Linked DNA regions of Homo sapiens: region 1 is linked to region 2. Evidence: read pairs that join two places in POLR2A ChIA-PET (ENCODE). Cell type or tissue: GM12878. All regions are shown on one strand. Region 1 overlaps ATP2B1 (ATPase plasma membrane Ca2+ transporting 1). Region 2 overlaps LOC107984543 (a long non-coding RNA gene).

Evidence for each region. Peaks named below come from ENCODE experiments on the same cell type or tissue, not always from the same donor. Only the 100,000 strongest peaks of a DNase experiment are listed, where the experiment ranks them.
Region 1: POLR2A ChIA-PET joins it to region 2 with 5 read pairs; 22 of 35 experiments call an interaction of 5 or more read pairs at or near these places.

Annotation. Positions count from the first base shown.
Region 1 is chr12:89,692,810-89,696,809 of GRCh38, reverse strand. All of the region lies in intron 1 of ATP2B1 (ATPase plasma membrane Ca2+ transporting 1), which reads left to right. Among named protein-coding and RNA genes, the nearest start is that of ATP2B1, 14 kb to the left of the region's middle. In GM12878, no CTCF peak of the experiment used is centred here; no DNase peak of the experiment used is centred here.
Region 2 is chr12:89,764,167-89,768,166 of GRCh38, reverse strand. All of the region lies in intron 2 of LOC107984543 (a long non-coding RNA gene), which reads right to left. Among named protein-coding and RNA genes, the nearest start is that of ATP2B1-AS1, 57 kb to the right of the region's middle. RefSeq lists a silencer at 2,012-2,071. In GM12878, no CTCF peak of the experiment used is centred here; a DNase peak (open chromatin) is centred at 2,055; H3K27ac peaks cover 1,301 bases.

The DNA.
Region 1 (4,000 bases), 71 kb after region 2:
TCTGTGTAATATATGGATGAGATATTCTCTATAGAAAGAGATGAAAAGGGCTATGAATAGTTTTAAAGGGCTATGAATACCCTAAAATACAGTGACTTACATAACCTTTTTACCAGTTAGAAATGTAACACTATATAATGTTTGGAAAATAGGACAATGTAAAGTGAAACAAATCACTCATAATCCTCCGTCTGAGAAATAGCTAGTTTTAACACTTTAATGGTTTTTATCTTTTGAAAAACTTACCTATTAACATCCTTCAGATAATGTAGGTATAATTATGTGCTTTTTAGAAACTTTGTATTATTTTCTCATGTCATTAAATTTTTTCATTAACAACATTTTAATAATGTTGTATCCTATGGCTAGTCCCTTGTTATTGGATGTTTTGATTTTAATTCTTTTCTGTTAAATAATCTTCCAGTGAGCATCTTTATTTGCATATGTTTGTCTTCATTTATGATTGTTTCTCTGTATTTACTGTATTTAAAGGATTTTGGTAGTTTGTGGTCTTATGACTAAAATTTTCTTCCAGTCTCCTTTCTCTGAGGCTGGTCAGATTTTGGGGAGTCTGTCTTTTCTTGCTGTGTCTATAGTATGTCCCACTCATTTCCAGGTCTCTGCTTTACTTTTCCAAATTTCCATAGCACTTTTAAGAATTCATATTTTGTTGTTCACATGTTTGACACTTCCGTGACATGTTCAGTTTGGGAGCAGGAACTGTGCATCTTTCTGTCACTCACCCTTGGCACAATGCCCTGTTTATACCTGTGAGGTTGTTAATGATTCTTGAATGAGCCTCTTGTGTCTGGTCTTGAGCTTGAATCCACTGACACTGGACTTCTGCATCTTATAGAAACTGTAGTGTGCTTGGGGTGAGAATTTATCACAGATACTGTTTCTTTTAAATTTGAGCTGAATGATATGTCAGGTAAATGACACAAAGATTGGAAATATTTTCTTATAACTATGTTATATAAATTTAATTTTTTGTGAAACAAGAATTTTACTATCCCTGCTTCTAAAGAGCAGGATAGACTTTACTAAATAGAATAGAATACTAAGAAGCAGCCAATGGAAATGGGTATTACTATTTAAAAATGCCAGTGAGTAGATGTTTTTGTAAAATGTTGCTTAATAGATTAATGTATCTATCTTTTTTTTTAATAGAGGAGAAAACTTCAGAAGTTTGACATCTAAACTTAAATACAACTACAGCTAAAGAGTTAGTCCAAAAAAGTTAAGTTTCAGTATTGTAAACGAGGTAAAACTAGGGAAATTTAAAGGTGTCTTGGCAGGCTCTTTCTGTGACATCATATATGAATTTTTTTCTTTTTTTTAATTCTCATTTCAAGTAGAAAATTTCAGATTTGAGATAAATATTTTCTTTTAAAAAATATTTATATGATTGCTAGGGTAGACCGTAACAACTGTGACCTGCTGAGAGGAGAGACTGTTATGTAGAGCTTTAAGTCAGCCTTGCTCAGTGTGTCTGGTGTTCCTTCTTGGTTTCCTTTTTTGTGCAGTGATTCATCAGGTGCTGTATGCTTCCAGAACCAGTGTAAGTGTGTGCACATGTCCCATTCCTGGTCTGTGATCTCTTCTATAATGAATAGGGGTATATTGTTTCCAGCTATTCTTATACAAGTAAAGAAGAAAAGCGTTCTAGAATCTGCTGTCAAACCTTCAGACTTCAGTAGTTTTGCTACCATTGTATCCTATTCTTATAATTCTTTTCTTTTTTTTTTTTTGAAACAGCATCTTGCTCTTGTCGCCCAGGCTGGAGTGCAATGGCACGATCATGGCTCACTGCAGACTCGATCTCTCTGGGCTTAGGTGATCCTCCCACCTTAGCCTCCCGGGTAGCTGGGACTATAGGCATGTGCCACCATGCTCGGCTAATTTTTGTACTTTTTGTAGAGATAGGGTTTCGCCATGTTGCCCAGGCTGGTCTCAAACTCCTGGGCTCAAGCAATTCCCCTTCCTCGGCCTCACAAAGTGCTGGGATTACAGGCGTGAGCCACTGCGCCTGGCCAGTTCTTAGAATTCTTGATGGTGATCTCTGGCCTTCTGTCACAATTACATTTGGAGGGTTTTCTAAGTTGTGCTGAGCTCTGTTTGTACTTCTGCACACAGCCTAGGTAGCAAGCCAGGCTATCAGTTTTTCATAATGTTGGACTTGCTCCTCCTGTCTCCCTTCCTGAAGTATACCTGTGGCCCTAGATTTAAATTAAATGTTTCCACAAGTGGGAACTGTATTGGTTGAAGGCCTTATTTCCGAGTGGAGGGAAAGCTCTTTTGAGCAGATTCTTTGGCCATGCCCCTTCAATGTATTTGATACCAGGTAACCCCCCCATAAGCAGATACCCTAAGGAGTTGAAAGGAGGAAACTTTGAGTGGTTTGGGGGATGTTGAGAGATTATAGTTTAATCTAGATCTGCACATGCACAGAAGGAGTTTGAGGTTGTCATTAAAAGTCATAGATTATAGTGGCATTGGGGATTTTTTAAAATTAAGGTGACAGCTGTAAGTGGGATATGAGAGGGAGAGAGAATAGGACAGATTATGTAGTTGAATATAACTTTTTTATATCTAGTTAGTAGATACACATCTTTCTCTATATATATGTATTTGAACATTCAGTGCAAGTGTTTCTTTTGGCTACTCAAGTAATAATTACTTAGAATAGTTATGGGTATAAAAGGACGAAATGTATCAAATTAATTGTACCATGACATTCCTCTAATTTTGAGGTCAGTGGAAACCAGTCTTCTTGTCCTGGAATGTAACTTAGTGGACTAATCGCTATCTGGAATGCTACTGGAATGGGGAGGAATCAAAGAGAAAGCAGAAATAGAAGAAGAATGGAGAGAGGTGTAGGATAATTTTTCTCCCAGCCTAAGGCTATTATTTATCCAGTTTCCTGAACCATGTAAAACAAAGTAGAGAACCAGGAAATTGGCAGAAAAGCCCTCTAAGCCGCCAGAAGTTCATGAATCAAGACTCTCAGCACCTTACTCCACTTTAGGTGTTTACTTGCTGTATTTATTCATATTTTAAATACATTTTGATAACTGGTTTGCCAGCACACTGCAGATGAAAGAGAGCAAATTTCAGAAACTAGAAAGACTGTTTAGAATCAAGCACAAGTATCATAGGAACTAATTGAAAATTTACATTTTAGTGATGGAAAAGGAAGGTTTTTAAAGTAAAAAATAAGAATTCACAAAACTTAATAGGCATGGACAATTTGGTTAAAAAGCAACGGCTGTGTGCTGCTCTTCCTATCTGGAATGTCCTCATCCAAACTAGTCATTTTTTTAGGACTCATTATGAAGCTCCTTCATGAAGTTCTTCTGTCCTGTCCAGAAAGTTAGGTGCTTATCATTTAGATTATTCATTAAGTTAGTACTTAATAAATGAATGTGTCCAGTTAAACTCTGAGCCTTCTATACTGCTCCATTCCTCCTGTCACAATGGTTACTTCGTATCATAGCAGGAGTTCTTCCTGTGTTAAAGACATGCCCAACCTTTTCATTGTTTATGCCTTTGTAAATCATACTCCCCTTGCCTAAATATTACAAAATAGGACTCTTCATTCAAGACTCACTTTAAAAGTCAGTTCTTTGATAAGGCATTGCTGCAGCTTCCCTAGGCACAGTCATTTCCTTGTCTGTGTTGCCATCACTTCATATTCAGTATTTACTTAATTCTGAAATAACAGTTAGAAAATAAATTATTGGCTTAATACTAGTTGTAGGGAGTAAAATGAAAAATTAAGTATACATTCAGAAATACTTTACTGACAGAAGCATACAGTACATCCTCAGTGTGGCCAATAGGTTCTTGGACACTGCAACATTAAGTGAAATGATGTGTAACGAAACCAATTTTACCATAGACTAGTCGATATAAACAAGAGTTAAGTTCTTATGGCATATTTCTGGTCACAAAAACATTACCAAATATCTGATATTAAACATTGAAATAAGTAATTCCA
Region 2 (4,000 bases):
TATCAAGAAGAAAAGTAAACATCACCCAAGGACTTTACCTCCTCTTCTGGGGAAGGGGTTACTGCATTGCCAATTGTATGCAAGATAGTTTTATCATGGTAGATGGAATTATTACCTTGTTATTTTCTTTATTTGGATATGAAGTATGCTTTAAGGAGGTGCATATGGGTGCCAAATTGACAAGGGGTGAACTTGGGATGTTAATTTTATGTGTTACCTTGACTGGGTCACAGGGTGCCCAGATATTTCATTAAACATTATTCTGGGTGTGTTCATGAGCAATTTTCTGGGTGAGATTAGCATTTGAATCAGTAGACTGAGTAAAACAGATTGACCTTCCCAATGTGGGTGGGTCTTATGGAAACTTTGAATGGTTTGAATAGAATAATAAGGTAGTGTGAGGGAGACTTCACTCTCTCTTCCTGACTATCATTGAGCTGGGATATCAGACTTCTCCTGCCTTAGAACTTGGACTCAGACTGGAACTTAGGCCATCAGCTCTTCTGATTCTCAGACCTTCCAACCTGGACTGGAACTATGCCATCTGTTCTCCTGGGTGTCCAGCTTGCTGACTATAGATCTTGAGACTTCTGAGCCTCCACAGAATTTCTTATAATCAATATATAAGAACCTGAGAGGTTCTGTTTCTCTGGAGAATCCAAAAGAATACAGTAAGAAATACAATAAATAAATGAATTATTAACATTCCCTGTAGCTAAAATATAACACAGGAATTAGGATATGGTAAGTGTCTGAGTCCATTTTCTGTTGCTTATAACAGAATATCTGAAACTGGGTAATTTTTAAAGAAAAGGAATTTGTTTCTTACAGTTATGGAAGCTGGGAAACCCAATGTCAAGATGCTACATCTAGTGAGAACCTTCCTGCTGGTAGGGACTCTCTGAAGAGTCCCAAGGCTGTGCAGGGAATCAAATGGGTAGGGAACTGAGCATGCTAGCTCATATCGCTCTGCCTTTTTTTTTTTTTTTATAAAGCCACCAGTCTCATTCCTGTGAGAGCTCATTAATCTATTAACCTATTAATTCATTAATCCATTAATGGACTAATGCACTCATGAGGGCAAAGCCCTCGTGACCCAATTCCCTCTTAAAAGCCCCCTGTCAGCACTGCCACATTGGGGATTAAATTTCCACATGAATTTTGGAAAGGACAAATATTCAGCCTAAAACAGTAGCTAAAAATATAGCAATAATAATAATAATAACAAGAATTAAATGTATTATTCTCTAATTATACACAAGATACTCTATCAAACTCTTTAAATGGACCATTTCATTTAATCCTCATAACACTATGTAATAGGTAGTACCTTTACAGAGAAGGTCACTGAAGTTCAGAGAGATTAACTAACTTATTAGGGTGACATTATTATAAACTTTAAAAAAAAATTTTCCCAAATAGAAATATCTTTCTTTATTATTTCTGTTATTTCAAATCAATCAACTAATCAACTGAGCAACAAGAATACACTGAGCTTGGTGTTATCTGCCCCAGGTGATTTCCTGTAAGGAAATGAAGCCACAGACAAAGTGCACAAATATCTTCCTGGCTTCAAGAAACATTAGATCAACTACTCTCAAAAACACATGATGCCTTCGGACAACCCTTCTATTTTTTACTTCTGTAACCAGTTATTTGCAAAAGAAAAAGTAAACTAGAAGAGCTGAATAATTACTAATTACAAACAACTATACATAAGGAAAAAATGAGTTTAAACAAAGCATTTTAAACCATGTAGTCCATTTTTTAAATGTGGAGTTCATGTTATTAGTAACGTGGGGATTACGTTTTACTCTAAAGGCTAATAAGTCTGTCCCTGGTAGACTTAATTAAAAGCACAAAAACAAAAACAGAACCTCTTTTTCTCCCTTTACATAGCTACCTAGGTCAGAGGTTGGAAAATTGTTTTTGTAAAAGTCCAGATAGTTAATATTTTAGGCTTTTGGGCCATGGAGTCTCTGTTGCAACTGCTCACCTCTGCCATTGTAGCATGAAGTCTACCACAGAAAGTAAGTAAATGAGTGAGTGTGGCTGTGCTATAATAAAACTGCCTTTGTAAAACCAGGTGGTAGATTAAATTTGGCCTGAGGGTTATAATTTACCCAATCCCTGATTTAGTCTAAGGTACCTCATTCCAAGATTAGAAAACATAAACAGAGAAGGACCAGTCTTTCCTCATTCTGATGGAAATTACTTATTGATGAAGTCTAAACTGTTGAATACTAACACTCATAGTGAAGAGTAAGTTGAGAAAGAGTAGAGGGAGCAATAATTACAAGATGATGCCTCAACTGGAGCGTATTATAAATAACAACTACAATACAGCCTAAGAAAATAATAAGAAAAGTTACCCTTTAAGACAGGAATCCATCATTTTACTCAATGTCATCTTTTATCAGCAGACTCTCAAACATTATTGGTTCTTTCACATAAATTCCACTTATCTACATATATCAATCTGCTCTAGAGCAAAGCAGGCTTGTTACTTGTTGCTTTCCCCACCATTATGGCAACTTGTGTGCTGAGACAGATAATGCCAATCAGAAAATATCCACAAATTAATTTTTAGATTATTTTTAATTATTCACCCAATTCCTAAGCAAGCTAATTTATTCAAAAGAAAATGTCCATAGTTGAGTTTCAAGTCAAAACAAATTGTCTTGGGGGATCTGTAGTGAAAATCTATGAGATTGTCTTCCCAGAACCAATTTCTGAGAATCAACTTTCACCCATCTATGTGGTTCCCGTGGTACTGATAATCCCACCCCTCAAGCCACTATTAAGTGGTTCTGTATTCATTTGCTAGGGTCATTGCAACAAAGTCTCAAAAGCTGAATGGTTTAAATAGAAATTTGGGTCTCACAGTTTCTAGCGGCTAAAGGAAGGTGTCAGCAAGGTTAGTTCCCTCTGAGTGCTTTGAGGGAGAATCTGTTTCATGTCTCTCTCCTAGTTTTTAGTGGTTTGCTGACAACTTCGGCACTCTTTGCCTTGTAGAAGTTTCATCCAATCTCCACCTTCACGTTCACATGGTGCTCTCCCTGTATACCTGTCTATATCTGTATCCAAATTGTCCTTTTTTACAAACTCATAGTTTTATTGGATTAGGAACCACTCTAATGAACCATCTTAACTTGATAATCTACAAAGACCCAATTTCTTTTTTTTGATATTTTATTTTATTATTTTATGTTTCTGGGATACATGTGCAGGATGTACAGGTTTGTTACATAGGTAAACTTGTGCTATGGTGGTTTGCTGCACCTATCAACCCATCACCTAGGTATTAAGCCCCCCATGCATTAGCTATTTATCCTGATGCTCTCCCTCACCACCTGCTCCCCACCACGACAGGCCCCAGTGTGTGTTGTTCCCCTCCCTGTGTGCATGTGTTCTCACTGTTCAGCTCAAAGACCCAAATTCTTTTTTTTCTTTTTAAATTATACTTCAAGTATATGTGCACAACGTGCAGGTTTGTTACATAGGTATACATGTGCCATGTTGGTTTGCTGCACCCATCAACTCGTCATTTACATTAGGAATTTCTCCTAATGCTATCCCTCCCCCAGCCCCCCATCCTCTGAAAGGCCCTGGTGTGTGATGTTCCCTGCCCTGTGTCCGAGTGTTCTCATTGTTCAGTTCCCACCTATGAGTGAGAACATGCGGTGTTTGGTTTTCTGTCCTTGTGATAGTTTGCTGAGAATGATGGTTGCCAGCTTCATCCATGTCCCTGCAAAGGACATGAACTCATCCTTTTTTATGGCTGCATAGTATTCCATGGTGTATATGTGCCACATTTTCTTAATCAAGTCTACCATTGGTGGACTTTTGGGTTGGTTCCAAGTCTTTGCTATTGTGAATAGTGCCGCAATAAACATATGTGTGCGTGTGTCTTTATATTAGCATGATTTATAATCCTTTGGGTATATACTCAGTAATGGGATCACTGGCAAAGACCCAATTTGTAAGAAAGATCACATTC